Regions from separate parts of the Homo sapiens genome. Here all the other regions are linked to region 2. A link is an interaction called in ENCODE POLR2A ChIA-PET data of the cell type or tissue named here. Cell type or tissue: HepG2. All regions are shown on one strand. Links, peaks and the distances in the headings refer to the core of each region. The heading gives the core; the rest is flanking DNA.

Region 1 (6,032 bases), core at 322-5,321, 57 kb before region 2:
TGCAAATATTTTCTTTCATTCTGTGGGTTGCTTTTTCACTCTCTTGACAGTATCCTTTGATGCATTAACAGGATTAGATTCTGGATATATTCACTGACTTATTCAGCTTGTATTAATTGAGTGCCAGCTTTGTCCCAGGAGCTCTGGAGGCACTAGAGATTTAGCAGGGAAAAAGGCATGCTTGGTCTCAGGGTGAGAGAAAAGGAGGGTGGATAAAGGCATTTAGAAAATCCCTTTTTAACACTATAGCCTGCCTCCCATGGCTGAAATCTTGCTGCATAATCCTGTTTTCCATGTCAGAAGCAGAGAATTACCTTTCTCTTTGCCTTATTGGTGTTAACAAATTTCACTTCTCCCTAGGCAGAAAGATGGCTTGAGCCACTTGAGGCCCAGATCTTTGGTGATGTTGCAGAAGGCAATAAAGACCTAGCTTTTTTCTCTATGGAATACAGTGAGCCTCTGAAGAGGCCTGCACAATGGAGGAGCTCTAGAACTTAAATTTCATTTGCTTTAAAATAAATGTACTTCTGGGCTTCTGAGCCACTTTGAGAACATTTCTGAGGACAAAAATCAATGCTGCCTGCCAATATAGCCAACAGCTGCTGCAAAACAGCAGGGCCTGGTTTTGAAGGAAGGTAGGAGCAGGACCTCCCTGATCCACTGTGGTCTTCTCCTCCAAGGGGACCAACAGCATTCTTTTGACCGTAGATTTAATGGTTATGCCCAACAAGTTATTGGAGCAAAATGCTGGGGAAGGTAATGTAAACCAAAAATAAAATTCTAAGCCCTCCAACCATTTGAATGGACCCTTTTTCTCAGCCAAGGGCATTCTAAAGTTAACCTGAAAAACTAGTTGAGGCCATGACAGGAAGCGGGAGTTGGGCATGTCTCATTATTCCCTCCTCCCTTTTGTAATTCAGACACATCTGATCAACAGTAACATTAAAACACATCTTAAGGGTGATAGAAGAGACTCTAAGTCTGATAAGAAATGGTTACAATCTATTCTCTCTGAAGCCTCCTACCTGGAGGCTTCATCTGCATGATGAAACCTTGGTCTCCACCACCCCTTATCTTTACCCAGACATTCCCTTCTACGGATTCCAGGTCTTTAGATAATAACTCAACCAATTTCCAATGAGAAAATCTTTGAATCTGCCTATGACTGGAAGCCCCCACTTCCAGTTGTCCTGCCTTTCTGGACCAAACCAATGTACATCTTATATGTATTGATTGATGTCTTATGTCTCCCTAAAATGTATAAAACCAAGTTGTAGGCTGACTCCCTTGGGCACATGTTCTCAGGATCTCCTGACAGCTATGTCACAGGCCATTGATCACTCATATTTGGCTCATAATAAATCTCATCAAATATTTTACAGAGTTTAATTTTTTTCATCGACAGTAGGAGAGACAATCCTCTAACTCCATTTTTCTGGTACTGTGAAGAGGGATTTTTTTTCCCAAACAGTCTTGCCACACCTTCCTCATTGATTCTCAGGAAAGAGAATCAGCAAAGTGATGAATTTGATACAAGTAATCCCTTTGTGCCTTTTTCTTTGGGAAAATGATTTACACAGAAGTCATCGTCCCTTTTATATTTGGTTTAAGATCAAGCTCAAGATCTCCAAGTAAAGTTTTGTTGCTAATGAAAAATGTTGTGCAATTGAGGGAAATTTTATTTAACCACGCTGGAAGACTGAATTGTCTTTCTATTCTTTCTACATAAAATGATATTATAAAACCATTGTTTTGTGAAGGGGTAATCAAAAAGTATGCAGCCAAAATAATGTAGAGAGGATGTGAGGCCAATCTGGCTGCGACATCTGTCACCCCACTAATCGTCAGGGTTGATTCGGCTGATCTGGCTGGCTAGGTGGGTGTCCCCTTCCTCCCTTACCACTCTATGTGTGTCCCTCCTGAAGCTGCGCACTCGGTCGAAGAGGACAACCGTCCCTGATAGAGGAGGACCGGTCTTCAGTCAAGGGTATACAAGCAGCTGCGCTCCCCTGCTAGAACCTTCAAACAAGCTTTCAAAATAATGTAGAAGAGTGACAATATTTATTAATATGTATTTAATAAATATATTTTTTGGTTAAAAATAATATTAACATGTCAATTTCTAGATGAGCAGTATTTGTGGTCTTTGTCAGTTTTATAAAATCATAACTTGTTGTGATTTCTCTTTTCTTTTTTTGTTTTTTTTTTTTTTTGAGACAGAGTCTCGTTCTGTTGCCCAGGCTGGAGTGCAGTGGCACCGTCTCAGCTCACTGCAAGCTCTGCCTCCCGGGTTTACACCATTCTCCTGCTTCAGCCTCCCGAGTAGCTGGGACTACAGGCGCCCGCAACCTCACCCGGCTAATTTTTTGTATTTTTAGTAGAGACAGGGTTTCATCGTGTTAGCCAGGATGGTCTCAATCTCCTGACCTCATGATCCGCCAGCCTCGGCCTCCCAAAGTGCTGGGATTACAGGCGTGAGCCACCGTGCCCGGCTGTGACTTCTGTTTTCAATCTAAACAAATATTCACTTTCATATCTACTTTGATATTCATAATTTTGTTCTTAAAAGTTTCCCTCATATTGTATACACATCAGGCCTCACAAAACCTAGATCCATCCCCCCCACCCCCACATTAATCAAATTAACTCTGAGGTACTAAAAAGCTATAAATCTACTTCCTCTTCTATTTTCCATCCCAAATTAAGTTCATCATGTTGTTCAGTACAGCCTACCAAAGGTTGTGCAGTGAGCTCAAATGACATCATAATGACAATAAAATGCCAACAACACATGCCTCCTGTCATGAAGTCACCATGGATTCAAAGTTCAAAGATTAAAATCTCAAAGAAGTTAAAGTCCAGGAATTTTATGTTACAGTTCAAAGGAATTAATCCAATATGTTTACCCTTGTGAATTAAAGTGTAAAGTCCAAATCCCTTAGGTTAACTAAAAAAGAAACTAAAGGTGGCACACGCATGCTCTCCCAGCTATTTGGAAGGCTGAGAGGGGAGCATCACTTGAGCCCAGGATTTTGAAACCAGCCTGAGCAATAGAGTAAGAGTCTATCTCTAAAAAAAGGAAAGAAAGAAAGAGATATGGTTTGGATTTGTGTTCCCGCCCAAATCTCATGTCGAATTGCAATCCCCAGTGTTGGAGGAGGGGCCTGGTGGGATGTTGGAGGAGGGACCTGGTGGGATGTTGGAGGAGGGGCCTGGTGGGAGGTGATTGGATCATGGGGGTGAACTGACCCCTTGCTGCTCTCGTGATAATGAGTTAGTTCTCACTTGATCTGGTTGTTTAAAAGTGTGTAGCAGCACCTCCTCCTTCACTCTCTTCCTCCTGCTCCAGCCATGTCAGATGTGCCTGCTTCCCCTTTGCCTTCCACCACAATTGTAAGTTTCCTGAGGCTTCCCCAGCCTGCTTCCTGTACAGCCTGCAGAACTGTGAGCCAATTAAACCTCTTTTCTTTATAAATTACCCAGTCTTGGGTATTTCTTTATAGCAGTGCAAGAACAAACTAACACAGAAAGAAAAGAAATTAAAATCTTCCCCAATTTCTTCTACTCATTTCCCACCAGAGGGCTGTTGGTGACTGGGCAGATGGAGGTACTCCTCTAGAAGCCCAGCCTGGGACGATCATGTTCTTTCAGGATGCCCAAAACATCATTCATCCGATCACTTTTCAGAACATCTGAAGTGTTCACAAGAGGCAAGGCTATGGTGGCACTGGTCCTGTATCTATTAATTGGCAAAACAAAAACAAAAAACCAAGTCAGGCCCTGGCCCTTAGTTATCCAGGCAAAAATTATGATCTAGAAACCAATACCTTGGTGTTGCCAAAGACACTGATAGCTGAGTGGAGCAGGAGAAGGCAGAGAAAGTCTTGGTGTCGGCCACACCAGGCAAAAACTAGTTAATCCTAGTTATACAGGATCTATGACTTGTGCCCTTTAGCTTAATGGGGAGACTCTTCCTACCAAGAAATTAATGAGAGCACTCTATTTACCAATGGAGAGGGTTATTTACGTTTGTTGTTTCTTTTAAAGAATATTAAAGAGTAGCGTTCAAGGCATCCCTACTTTCTTACAAAGGTTAGAAATTTACAAACTGTCCCCCAATCATTGCATCTTATTCTTATCTTTTTTTTTTTTTTTTTCAGATGGAGTCTCGCACTGTCACCTGGGCTGGAGTGCAGTGGCACCATCTTGGCTTACTGCAACTTCCACCTCCCAGGTTCAAGCGATTCTCCTTGCCTCAGCCTCCCAAGTAGCTGGGATTACAGGTGCCCGCCACCACACCCAGCTAATTTTTTTGTATTTTTAGTAGAGATGGGGTTTCACTATGTTGGTCAGGCTGGTCTCGAACTCCTGACCTCGTGATCCGTCCACCTTGGCCTCCCAAAGTTCTGGTATTACAGACATGAGCCACTGCGCCCAGCCTTCTTATCTTTTTTGTTTTTTTCTCTGATATATTGAAAAACTCTAAAAACCTATTGTATTTCCCCTGTGAATATTAACCATTTAAAGCTAGTAGTTAATACATAAATACTCTGTATCATACATGGAATTCACCTGTGGTTTAAAGTTCTGACCTGCAGATCTGGCTGAAAAACACAATAAAAGCAGCAAATGATTGTTCCATCCATAATGACTAAAAGTCTGTATATAGAAAGATACTTTTCTTCATAATTTGGTGTTTCTCACCTTTGCTGCTCAATAGAATTACCTGGGAAACTTTGAAGAAACACTAAAACCTGGGCTCCACTCCAGAGAAATTAAATCAGAATTTGGAGATGGGGAGGGTGAAGTGGAGGGATATAATCATATGCTTAATAAGTTTCCCCAATCAATTTTAATGTACAGCCACATCTAAGAACCATAAGTCCTGCTGAGGCCTGCTGCAGCCACTGACTTCCTTATCTTTCACTATTCCTTGGTTTATTTCCTCATTTTGATAGAGAACATCCTCCAAGTAACCCTCTCAGAAAGGTGTGTGCATCAGATATAAATTTTTCTGAGTCCTTAAATGTCTAACTAAAATGTCTTTATTTGGTTCTTACTCTTGACTAGTAGTTTGCCTGTGCACAGAAGTTTATGTGGAAAATAATTATTCTTCAGAATTTTAAGGCATTGCTCAAGAATCCTGTGTTGTTCTTAGAGATTCTTCAAGAACCCTGCGGAGCTGTTGAGAAGCCTAATGCTATTGTAATTTTCATTAATTTGATTGTGACCTATTATTTTTTCTGGAAGGTTTTATAATCTTTATCTCTGGTGTTTTCAAATTATTCCTGGGGAGAGGGCGGGAATAAGGAGGGAGAGGGAATATGTGTTTACATATTGTGTTGGGAATATACTGGGCTGTTTTAGTCAGGAAGCTCATGTTAAACATTTAAAAAATTATTTCCTTATTAATTTCCTTTCCTTCATTTTCTCTGTGTTCACTTTCTGGAATGCCTACTAGTTGATCATTTGACCTCCTGAGTTGAGCTTTCAGATATTTTTTTTCTCTCTCAAATTTTCTTTTTGTCCATTTTTTTCTGAAAGATTTATTTGATTATTTTCAAACTTCATCATTAATTTTTATTTCAGCCAACATTCTTAATCTGTTTTTAATGCTATTTCAGTAAACATAACCATTTTTTTCTGGAAATATTGGAGTTGATTTTGACATTCATCTGGGAAAATAAATAAGCAAGAAAAGCCAGAGAAATTCTAAGAGGAAACACATTGAGAGAGGACAAGTCCTACCAGATATTAAAACACACAAAGCCTTAGTAATAAAAACAGTATGGTATTATGCATGAAAGACAGGCAGATCCATGGAGTAGAATAGAAGGCCCACAGAGAGATTCAACCTTACAGAGAAATTTAATATATGACAAAGGTGTCATCTCCAGTTCATGGAATAAAGACCAACTTTTTAGCAAAAGGTATTGGGGTAATTGGTCAGCCATTTGAAATAAGATAGAGCTAGATCCACACTTCACACCATATGGCCAGGTAGACTCAAAATGGATCAAAGATTTAAATGT
Region 2 (6,032 bases), core at 410-5,409:
TTCATGGTCAACTGATTTTTGAAAAGAGTGGCAAGACAATTTGATGAAATACAGTCTTTTTCAAGAAATAGTGCTGGATACCCACATGCAAAAGAATAAGCTTGGACCCCTCTGTCACACCATTACAAAAAATAACCCAAAATGGATCATAGACCTAAATGTAAGAGCTAAAAGTATAAAATGTCAAAAGAAAATGTAGGAGTAAATCTTTGTAACCTTGGGTTAAAGCTTTCTTAGATATGACACCAAAAGAGCAAGTAACATAAGAAAAATGGATAAATTGGACTTTATCAAAATTTAAAACTTCTGTATTCCAATGGGTACCATCGATTAAGTAAAAAGACAACCCACAGGCCGGGTGCGGTGGCTCACGCCTGTAATCCCAGCACTTTGGGAGGCCGAGGCAGGTGGATCATGAGGTCAGGAGATCGAGACCATCCTGGTTAACACGGTGAAACCCCGTCTCTACTAAAAATACAAAAAATTAGCCGGGCGTGGTGGTGGGCGTCTGTAGTCCCAGCTACTCGGGAGGCTGAGGCTGGAGAATGGCGTGAACCCGGGAGGTGGAGCTTGCAGTGAGCCGAGATCGCGCCACTGCACTCCAGCCTGGGCGACAGAGCCAGACTCCGTCTCAAAAAAAAAAAAAAAAAAAAGACAACCCATAGAATCGGAGAAAATATTTGTAAGTCTAATATTTGATATTTGATAAGGGATTTGTATCCAGGATATATAAAGAACTCTTACAACTATAAATAATAAAAAGACAATCCAATTAAAAACCAGGTCAAAATATTTGAAAAGACATTTCTCCAAATATATACACATGGCCAATAAGCATATTGAAATGATGTTCAGTAGCAAAACCACAGTGAGATACCACTTCACAGCCACAAGCGTGGCTATAATTTTTAAGATAAAGGAAAATCACAAGTGTTGGTGAGGAAATTGGAACCCTCATACATGGCTGATGAGAATGTACAATGGCGCAGTCATTTTAGAAAACAATGTGGCATTTAAATATAGGGTTACTATATGATCTAGCAATTCTACTCCTTGGTATATAGTCCTAGAAATGAAATCATACATCTACACAAAAATCTGTACACAAATGTTCATAGCAACTTGTTAATGGAAAAAGTAGAAACAACCCAAACGTCCATCGACTGAAGGATGAATAAATAAAATTTGGTATGTTTGTACAATGGACTATATTTTAGCCATAAAAAGAACGAGATATCCATACATGCTACTACATGGATGACCCTTGAAAACGTTATGCTAAGTGAAAGAAGCCAGTCATAAAAGACCATATATGGTATGACTTCATTTATACGAAATATCTAGAATAGGCAGATCAATAGAGAGAAGGTAGATGAGTGGTTGTTTTGGCTGGGAGTAGGGAGGAATTGGGAGTGGGTGCTAATGAGAACAAGTTTCTTTGAGGTTGTTAAAAATGCTCTAAAGTTGATTGTGGTGATGGTTGTATAATTCTGTGAATACACTAAAAGCCACTGAATTATATATTTGAAATAGGTGGATTGTATGTGAATCAAATCTCAATAAAGCTGTTAGATAAAAAGTTAAATGATCTTCTAACTTATCTCCTGAAAAATGCACATTGAGCCTCCGTCTGATTTGTGTTGTGGCACCTATGTGGAGCAGCTGGGCCACTTAGCATGACTAAGCGTAGTAATACCGGAGCTAGGCAGCTCAAGCCTCCTGTCTGTTTGAAAGACCATCAGAAAACTCGAAGAGTGGGACAGGATAAACTTTGTGAAGCAGGACCTGAGCTATGTCCCCAGTTTGGTTCTTCTAATGTGGTTTCTTTTCAGTCATTTGATCTCCATCTCATCTCTAATTATTATAAAGAATTAAAACAAGTCATCATTGTAGAAAAGCAAGAAAATGCAGATAGAGAAAAAGAAGAAAATAAAACTGGAGTATTTCCACAACCCAAGTTTAGAGTTGGCCCCCACCTCCCATGCCATGGACTGAGCAGCAGGGGCCCAGCATCCCTTGGATATGGTGGCTGTGTCTTCATGTGAAAGAAACTGAACTTGGTGGTTTTTCCTGCCAGTTCAGGAGAGATTCTTGGCATGTAATATATATCACTGCTCAAGTCAAGCCTCCTAAAACCACAGACCTGTTTCAGCTGCTACTTCAGCCAAAATTCTTCAGCTTCATATTGTCTTGAAAACCTATGATTGTCTCTAACAAACAGGCTACTTGCTAGTTAGAAATTCTTATCAATTTGGCAAGCTACTTATCAACCAGACTGACCACAAGAACTGTCATCTCATCAATGAAGGAGTAACTGATCAATGAAGCCAGCAATGCTTTTTTCTTGGCATCATCAAAGCTGACATTTAGAAGAGATGCTGGTGATAGTCATCTCATCCTACTCAATTTTTCAAAGGCAGAAACCAACCCTGGAGCAATTGAGAGGACTGTTTAAACACAGAGCTTAACAATGGCAGAATTGTATATCTCGTGCTTAACAGATTTTGGTTGAACTTTACCCTAGGTCAGGGGTCAGCAAACTACTGCCTGTGGGCCAAATTTGCCCACCACCTGTATCTGTAAATAAGGTTTCATTGGAACACAGCTGTGGCCATATGTTTGTATATTGTGTGTGGCTGCTTTTGCATTAGGATGACAGAGGTGAATAGTTGCAACAGAGACTGGCTGGTCTGCAAAGCCTAAAATATGTCCTGTGTGGCCCTTTACAGAAAAAGTTTTCTAACCCCTGCTCTAGGTTACGGAGAAAAAAAAAATGGAATAATGTTCTCTGCTACTTTTAACCTGATTTTCTTTGTTACCTAAATAGGCAGCTAGAATGCTGCCTATATTTTAATAAGGATTTGGATCTCACAAGACACCTTAGGCCTTACACAAGTTGTTCAGATTCTTTGCCCCAGTTCTAATCTAGTGACAAAGGCATAGAATTCTCCTCCCACAGGAATGTATTTCTATTTTCAAGGTGTTAATTAGTTCCAGTTTTGGTTTTGTCGTTTTCCCCATGTCCGATGCTTATATTGGATGATTTCTGATAAACCCTGACTATTCCAATAAACCCTAGGCATTTTTGAATTTAAACCTCAGTGTTTTGACTGTTACTCAACCCCAGGGGGCCTTGGCTTGTAGGATTTGTACATTCGCTGAGGCAAAAATGGGACTGTCGCTGCAGGGAGCTGGTGGCCAGGGCCTTCAAAGCACCTTTGGCCCACTGTGCCCTGCAGCCACTATGTTGTGCCCTGTTGATCTTTAAATTTCTCTAAATGTTGGAATTTAATTAAAGTCCACAAATATTTGTAAGTATCCACTATGTATCAGACACTTTTCTAAGTGCTTAAGATAGGATATATCAGTAAACAAAACAAATATCTACCAAGGAAAGATTATATTCTAGTGGTTGAGGCAGACAGGTAAGCAGTGAACATAAGGTACACATTCTACAGCACGTGAGCAGGTGCTAAGAGACTGCACAAAGTAAAGATGCACAAACCTCATTAAGAAGAGATTGGAGCAAAGACTTGAAGGAGGTGAAGGAGGCAGCCGAAGACATAATCTGGGATAAGAGCTTTTCAGACACTGGGACCACCTGGAGCAGAGGCCCCTCAGTGTGGCTGGAGTGGAGTGAGGAAGTCCCAGGAGAGGCGAGCAGTAAAGTAATGGAGTTGGGGGCTCTGGGGAGGGAAGACACCCAAGCTACCTGCTGTTGGAGTTTAGAAGTCTAAGGAATTGTTAGGTAGAAGAGTTTTATAGATTGTTGTGGTTATATAGTTACCTATCTAGGGTGTGAAGAGGTCACTGCTTTGAAGCGATAGTTGACCGTGTGTGTTAGGGAAGTCCAGCGCTCTCCCTGGCTGTGCTGTCAAGGGCGGGTAGGGAAGCCCTCCTAGTCCATGCAGTCAGGGCTTAGTTGGTCTGTTCATTCAAAAAGCCACTGAAAACAAGACTAATAGAAAAGGACACATACATACTTTAAACATTTTGATATAAAGCATAAATCTACCTTCATTTGCTTTTTGTTTGTTTTTTGTTTTGTTTTGTTTTAAGACAGAGTCTTGCTCTGTTGCCCAGGCTGGAGTGCAGTGGCGCAATCTTGGTTTACTGGAAACTTTGCCTCCCGGGCTCAAGCAGTCCTCCCACCTAAGCCTCCCGAGTAGCTGGGATTACAGGCGTGCACCACCACACCTGGCTAATTTTTGTATTTTTAGTAGAGACGGGATTTCACCATGTTGGTCAGACAGGTCTCAAACTCCTGGCCTCAAGAGATCCACCTGCCTTAGCCTCCCGAAGTGCTGGGATTACAGGCGTGAGCCAACACACTTGGCCTGCTTTTTTTTTTTTTTTTGGAATAGAGCTAAAGGCCTTTTGTTTGAGTAGGGATCTGCTGATTGGAGCTCACCTTTCTTGTCGTATCCATAATCTTCCTCGTGTTCCCCAAATACCCCTGAAGATACGAATGACTCCAGCCCTTATTTTATAAAACAAAACAGACAACCAGGAAAATCAGATCCCAAGGCCCCCACCTAGACTTCCTGAATCAGAATTTCTAGGGGGAAGATGCCTGTTTATCTGTGTAGTTAGCAAATGACCCAGGTAATTCTTACCAAGAAACCTTGGCAAACACTGGATTACAACTTCTGGTTTTTGATATTTGTCTGTTTTTTTTTTTTCTTTTAAAGGAGAGCAAGAACTTAGGAAAAGAAACATGTGAAGCAGTCTTCCCCCATCTTTTACACCTACACCTAATTTAACCAAATTATATTTAGTGACTCAGTATGTCTTTCCCAAGCATTCAACTAGTTTTCCTAGAAATAACTCTCTTAACAGCTCTATTTTTGCAGTTTATTACGTAATTTTAAATGCAGCAGGATGATTACATTAACCAATGCAAGTGGCGTGAGCAGATGTGCAGCTAACACTGTAGTCGTGGTTGTCCTACAACTGGTGGGGGCCAGCAGAGTGCACAGGTGTGCTAGAAAGAGGCTTTCAAACACTGTTCATGTTTGCCTTTCCCATTTTAAAAGTTGACATCTAAGGTTTTTTAAATCAAATATAGTTGGAGATGTGATTCCAAGTGCATTGGAAACACTGCCATTTTATTTATTTATTGATGTTTGAGACAGAGTCTGGCTCTGTTGCCCAGGCTGGACTGCAGTGGCACGATCTCGACTCACTGCAACCTCCGCCTCCCTGGTTCAAGCAATTCTCCTGCCTCAGCCTCCCAAGCAGCTAGGACTACAGGCGTGCGCCACCACACCCAGCTAATTTTTTGTATTTTTTTTTTAGTAGAGACGGGTTTTCACCACATTGCCCAGGCTGGTCTCAAACTACTGACATCAGGCAATCTGCCTAGCTCAAGCTCCTAAAAGTGCTGGGATTACAGGTGTGAGCCACTGTGCCTGGCTGAAACACTGACATTTTAAAATAAAAACTACCATATCATTGTTTAAAATGTATCCAGTCCAATCTGAATGTTATAACTATCTGGTACATACCACCATCCATTTACAAAATAAATATACAAGCCCTTCCTTAACAATTGGAAACTTTGCATTTTTTCTTTTCTCTTTGAACTTGTATTTCCATTCTATCACTACTACAGAATTTATACTAATGTAATATATTTTTATGCATGAAAATCTTTTACTGGCCAGGTACAATGGCTTATGCCTGTAATCCCAGCACTTTGGGAGGCTGAGGCTGGAGGATCACTTGAGGCCAGGAGTTCAGGACCAGCCTGGCCAACATGGCGAAACCCCATCTCTACTAAAAATACAAAAACTAGCCAGGCGTGGTGGTCCACACCTGTAATCCCGGCTACTTGGGAGGCTGAGGTGGGAGAATCCCTTGAGCCTGGGAGGCAGAAGTTGCAGTGAGCCAAGATCGTGCCACTGCACTCCGGCCTGGGTGACACAGTGAGACTCTGTCTTAAAAAAAAAAAAAAAGAGAGAGAGAAAGAAAATCTTTTACTGACTACCTATTATACTTCTACAGCAAAATATCATATGAATTATTTAATT
Region 3 (6,032 bases), core at 706-5,705, 55 kb after region 2:
ATAATAAAAACCTCAATTAAACCCTCTTTCAAGTATAATTTTAAGCAAAAGGGTACAAAACAAAGCATGTCAAGGTAACATATGTGATTACAATCAGATGCAACTACATTGTCTTGGTTTGTTTCTTTAAGGTACTTCATGTAGTTTGACATTGACAGTTTTGCCTTGTACTTCAAAAAGTCTCGCCAAAATTAATTTTTAATTTTAGCAAAGAGAGTATTAGAAGACATAATCCAAGAATCACTTCCTTCTCATAAGTGGTACTGGGAAACAGGTCTGGATCTCAATTCATCTCTTCCTTAGTTTACTTTAAGTATTAGTCGATATTCCCTGAATATTAAGATGGGTTAAAAGTCAAAAATGTGATGGGTAGCCAATATAACTAGCCACATTAAAATATTTAAAGTAGCTGATATTACTATGTACTAAAACTTAAAAATATAAAAATACAAAAAAAAGCATGATATATATACTATATGTTTTACTAAATAGTGTGAAATTTAAATTTATTAAAAACCGCTCAGCAGGCTGGGCATGGTGGCTCACGCCTGTAATCCTAACAGTTTGGGAGGCCGAGGCAGGTGGATCACCTGAGGTCAGGGGCTCGAGACCAGCCTGGCCAAAATGGCAAAACCCCATCTCTACTAAAAATACAAAAATTAGCCGGGCCTGGTGGCGCATGCCTGTGATCCCAGCTACTTGGGAGGCTGAGGGCAGGAAAACCGCTTGATCCCAGGAGGCAGAGGTTGCAGTGGGCCAAAACTGCGCCACTGCCCTCCAACCTGGGTGACACAGTGAGACTCTGTCTCAAAAACAAAACAAAACAAAAAAACCCCACTCAGCTTTCACTTAAAATTCATAATGATGATTAAAAACACAGAAAATCAGTATCTTTAAATATTACAATTTCTTACTTGAAAAATTTAACCAGAAAGAGCTACTCATAAGACATAATACTGTAATTCAATTACAAGTGTACCTGGTAGTCTATTCATGTTCACACCTTGAGCAGAAAGACCAATTCCCATGTAACTGTTGGCGGAGGTTGGGGGAGAGAAGAAAAGGACATTATTACAGTCATATATGTATAAATTACCAAACAGTCTCAAACAATATCAGAACCAAGCCCAAGTTGGAACTCCTAAGGTAGCAACAAAAATTTTATTACAATTTATTATGTAACAACAACGGGCAATATTAAGTACCAGTAATACTCAGACTTCACAGCAAACTCATATGGTAATAATTCATAAATACACACAAAGCATTAATATACAGCTATGCACTCTACTGACACCTATAAAAAATCTCGCCAACTTATTTACAGATAAATGTTTGGGATTAAGATTTCTCACAAAAAAAGCACAGAGGGATTGCAGAAGGAAAAAAAATGTTAAGGAAACAAATGTGTTTCCCAAGGGACACAGTACAAATTTAGACCCCACACACACACACATACACACACACACACACACACACACACACACACACACACGGAAATATGGATTCATATTTGGAAAAAATTTCAAACTCACATAAAAATATCTTAATAAAATTACCCCAAGGTATGTATTTTCTATACTAGCTTTCTAAAACTGAGCAAACTGACAAAATCTACCTAAACAGAGGGTTCTTTATTATCAATTTATAAAGTTAGAACAAAACAGTCTCCACACAATACACAAGGGAAGATTATTAAGGTATTCAATTATTTTTCAAGTGCTTATAAAACATTAACAACAAAACCTGATAAATATAGTTCAAAGGAAGAAAACATAACACAATACACTTGTAAGTATTAACACAAAAGGAAAAACAAAATAAAAAGCAAACTGAATCCAGTTTGTTAAAAGGCTAATTGCCCATTATTGTTATCAAGGTTTTAAATGGCATTTGATAAAATTCGGCCACCATTCCTAATAAGAACTCCAATAAAATAAGAATAAAAGGAAATTATTTAACTATGAGACTTTTCCCCCAAATACAGCAAGCAAGATATTCAACAGTAAAACACACTGAAGGCATTTCCACTAAAATCAAGAACAAAGAGATGCCTATAATTGTTAAATACTGTTTTAGGGGCTTTAGAAAGCTTAATAAAATAAGAAAACTAAATGACTAGCATAAATGTTAAAAGATATAAAAGTACCTTTATTTGTAGTTGGTATGATTATATACATAGAAAACCACAGAATCTACCAAAACCTTTTATAATTATTTAGGCATTCTGGCAAAGTGACTACATGTAAGAGGAACATTTTAATATTTCTTCTAGTATAGCCAGCTGGACAGCCACAATAACTACAGAAAACATAAAACAGGAATAAGGTTCTCAAGGAAGGCTCAAAATTACATATTAAAAGCTGTATATAAATGGATATAGTTAACTTCTGGATAACTGGAGAGCATAAAAATGGCAATCTTTCAGATAGGCACAGAGGCTCACACCTGGAATCCCAGCACTTTCAGAGACTGAAGCAGGAGGATCTTTTGAGCCCAAGAATTCAAGACCAGCCTGGGCAACATTGGGAAACCTTGTCTCAAAAAAAAACAAAACCATCAGTTGTGTGCGGTGGTGCACACCTGTGGTCCTAGCTATGTGGGGGACTGAGGTGGGAGGACTGCTTGACCCCAGGAGGTTGAGGCTGCAGTGAGACATGAATGATCACACCACTGCACTCCACCCTGAGTGATAGACCAGGACTCTTGTCACTCAGGCTGGAGGGCAAAAACAAAAAAAGGAGGACAACCTTTCTAAAATGATGTAGACACACATTTATACATTTCAAGACATATTCCAACAGAAGTTTTAAAACTGAGCAAAATTATTTCAAAGTTCATATGTAAAAATATATAATTTTGATCAAGACAAAATTTTAAAAAAGAAAACTCAGAGTTTTCCCTACTAGAAATTAAAACTCAGATTCACAAGAGCAATATTACTACTATGAGCATATGCCAAGTGAGACAAGAGTGACAAAACATTAAGAAACAACACATAGATGTCTAGTCAAGAAGGCTCATTAAGTTTGTATTTTGATTCAGCCCCTTTGCTAGAAGTACAATATAAAATGTTAAGTATTACTTTTTATTTAGAAAGGCTAAGTCACAAGAAGATGAGAAGAAACACAAGGCTGTGAATGGGGATATAAGCTGTGGACCTGCAAAGCTCTGAGTCTATGAGCACTCAATAGTGGCTCAAAGTTCCCCCTCCTCTGGGTAAACAAGGACTAAAAATGTTCCATAAGAGGAGTATTAGCTATGCTTACTGCTTAAAGCCAAAGGCTGGAATAGCCTTCTCCTCTTGAAAGGAAGCTAAGAATATACTGATATCCCCTGTTGCCTAAGCTAGAGCTTATTTGACATTGTGGTGTAGTTAAGGGGAAAGAGAGAGGAGAAACCTCTTAACCAGGATCTAAACCAGTTAGTTATTGAATGGATCCATGACAGAACCTGCAATACTCTCAATATCATGCTGAAGCAAGAACCCGGAAACTCTAATACAAACCTAGTTTTGGATTGGGAGGAATGAATTGAAAATCAAGTAAAAACTGTAAGAAAGAAAATAAGCATAGAAAAAGACAGATGGGCAAAATGAAGAAAAATGTTAAACTTCCCAATCAAAATAAGGCTGCAAGGACAAAATTCTAAAATATAATATCAACAAATGTGACACAACAGGCATGTGGGAAAAAAAATGAGAAAAAAAGAGAAAGACCAATAAAATAAATGGCTGGAACATGAATTCATTCTAGATGATATCACCCAATGGATAGTATGATTTTAAAAAAACATAAAAATAAGTATATTTAGGAATATACTAAAAGAAAAAAACATAATCACTAAGATATAAGGACAGTGGTGTACCAATATTTGCTGAGATAATTTAGATAGTAATTTTCCAGAATTGAAAAACATGTTGTTGAACTGAAAATACACACTACATACTGAGGAAGATAAAAATTAAGTCACACATAAGACACACTGTAGAATATCAATCACGGGCATAATCTTAAAAGCTACCAGAAAGAAAAGCAGATTACCTAGCAAGAAATGGCAATTAGACTGACTTCAGACTTCTCCCCAGCAACAACTGATGACGAAAAACAATGGCACAATATGTTCAAAGTATTGAAAGTAAAGTAACTGTCTACCTAGAACTTAGGTCCCAGGTAATGCAGCAAGAATGAGGGAAAAAATAAGATATTTTAAGACACATAAAAGCTAATGGTTTACTATACACAGACTGTCACAAAAGAACTATCTGACGACATACTTTAGCAGCAGGGAGACAAGTGAAAATAGAAGAAAAGCATGGACAAGGAAACAATCAGCACAGAAAATGACAAAATATATCACTAAAAGTCATTATCAATTTAAAAAATACTATTCAGAGTTTTAAAATCTATCATCCATACATAATGTGCTAGAACACAATTACCCGACATACAAAGGAACAAAAAATATCCATGCTCAAAAGAAAGCACAAACAGGGAATGGCCCTGAGACAATCCAGATGTGAGAATTAGCAGACAAAAAAATTTAAACCAGGTACTGTTACAATGCACAAGATGTAGGGAGAAATACTCTTGCTTTGAATGAAAAGAAATTCCAGAAAAGAAAAAGAATCAATAAAAAGGGACTACTATGGTCTGAATGCGTGTGTCCCCCAAAATTCTTATGTTGAAACCCGGTCCCTAATATGGTGGTATTATGAGATGGGGCCTCTGGGAGGTCATGAAGGCTCCACCCTCAGGAATGGGATTTTTGCCCTAATAAAAGAGGCGTGAGAAGGCTTGTTTGCCCCTTCTGCCATGTAAGGACACATAGGTGTTTTCTATGAAGCAGAGAGTTCTCACCAGAAACTGAATCTGCTGGAACCTTTTAAACTTGGGCTTTCAAGCCTCCAGAACTGTGAGCAATAAATGTATGCTGTTTATACAATAAATTACCCGGCCTAAGGTGTTTTGTTACTGCAGCCCAAACAAAAACAAGAACCAAACAGAAATTCTGGAGCTGAAAACTGTATGAAATAAATCTTTACTGATGTACTTAATGGCAGACTGAAGATGGCAAAACAAATAGTAACATGAAAACAGACCTTATCTGAAGGACAGAGAAAAAAAGGTAGGGGTATGGGGGGAAAGAGTCCTTGGAACAGTATCAAAATACATATAACCAATCCCAAGGAAAAAGAGAATAGGACAGAAAAGAAATTGAAAATAATTCCCCAAATTTGGTAAAAGACAAAAACGTATAGATTCAAGAAGCTCAGCAAACATTAATTAAATAAAAAGAAAACCACACCTAGGCACAAATCACAGCTGAACTGCTGAAAACTAACAAAAAAGAAAAAAAGTGCAGAAAACAGCTAGAGAAAAACGACATATTACTTTCACAGGAACACTGAGTTGAATTTCCACTGACTTATTAGAAAATATAAGGCCAGAAGACAGTGGAATGAAATCTTTAAAAGTGCTAAAAAGAAAAAAAACCCAAAAGCCTGCCAACACAAAATGTTATTTTCAAGAGAAATATTCTTAAGAATAAAAGTGAAACAAACACATTTTCAGATAAAAGAAAAACATAATGTGTTGCTAGCAAACCTACACTTAAAAAAATGCTCTTAATTTTCCTAAAACACGACTCTTTAAAGCAAAAATGGTAACATGTATTGTGTAGTTTATAACATACCATAGATGTAATACATATGACAATTACAGCAAGGACAGGAGGAAGTGATAAATGTAGAAATGCAAGTTTCTATATTTTACATAAAATGGTTCAATATTAATTCTCAACAGGTTATGAAAAAAGATACACAAAATCTAGAATGGCTAAAAATAGCAGAGACATAAAGGTCAGTAAATAAAAAGAAATTCTAATAATGTATCAAAACGATAACATATGATTACTAGATAGTGTTTAACCCAAGAACAAAAGATTGGTTTAACATTCAAAACCAATCAATGTATTTTTCTATACTAGGGGAAAATTCCTATCATGAAATAGCTGCAGTGAAAACACCTGAT

Evidence for each region. ChIA-PET counts read pairs that join two places held together with the same protein. Peaks named below come from ENCODE experiments on the same cell type or tissue, not always from the same donor. Only the 100,000 strongest peaks of a DNase experiment are listed, where the experiment ranks them.
Region 1: POLR2A ChIA-PET joins it to region 2 with 6 read pairs; 4 of 35 experiments call an interaction of 5 or more read pairs at or near these places.
Region 3: POLR2A ChIA-PET joins it to region 2 with 6 read pairs; 10 of 35 experiments call an interaction of 5 or more read pairs at or near these places.

Annotation. Positions count from the first base shown.
Region 1 is chr6:13,545,906-13,551,937 of GRCh38, forward strand. It overlaps the pseudogene RN7SKP204. Among named protein-coding and RNA genes, the nearest start is that of SIRT5, 26 kb to the right of the region's middle. In HepG2, for the core only: no CTCF peak of the experiment used is centred there; a DNase peak (open chromatin) is centred at 2,836.
Region 2 is chr6:13,602,644-13,608,675 of GRCh38, forward strand. The region is part of intron 9 of SIRT5 (sirtuin 5); the gene reads left to right. It overlaps LOC105374938 (a long non-coding RNA gene), which reads right to left and starts at 5,951. Exons shown (of 2, transcript XR_007059460.1): 1 at 3,788-5,951. In HepG2, for the core only: a CTCF peak has its summit at 3,157; DNase peaks (open chromatin) are centred at 1,708, 2,478 and 3,148; H3K4me3 peaks cover 324 bases.
Region 3 is chr6:13,657,801-13,663,832 of GRCh38, forward strand. It overlaps RANBP9 (RAN binding protein 9), which reads right to left. Exons shown (of 14, transcript NM_005493.3): 3 at 980-1,032. Among named protein-coding and RNA genes, the nearest start is that of NOL7, 45 kb to the left of the region's middle. In HepG2, for the core only: no CTCF peak of the experiment used is centred there; a DNase peak (open chromatin) is centred at 3,211.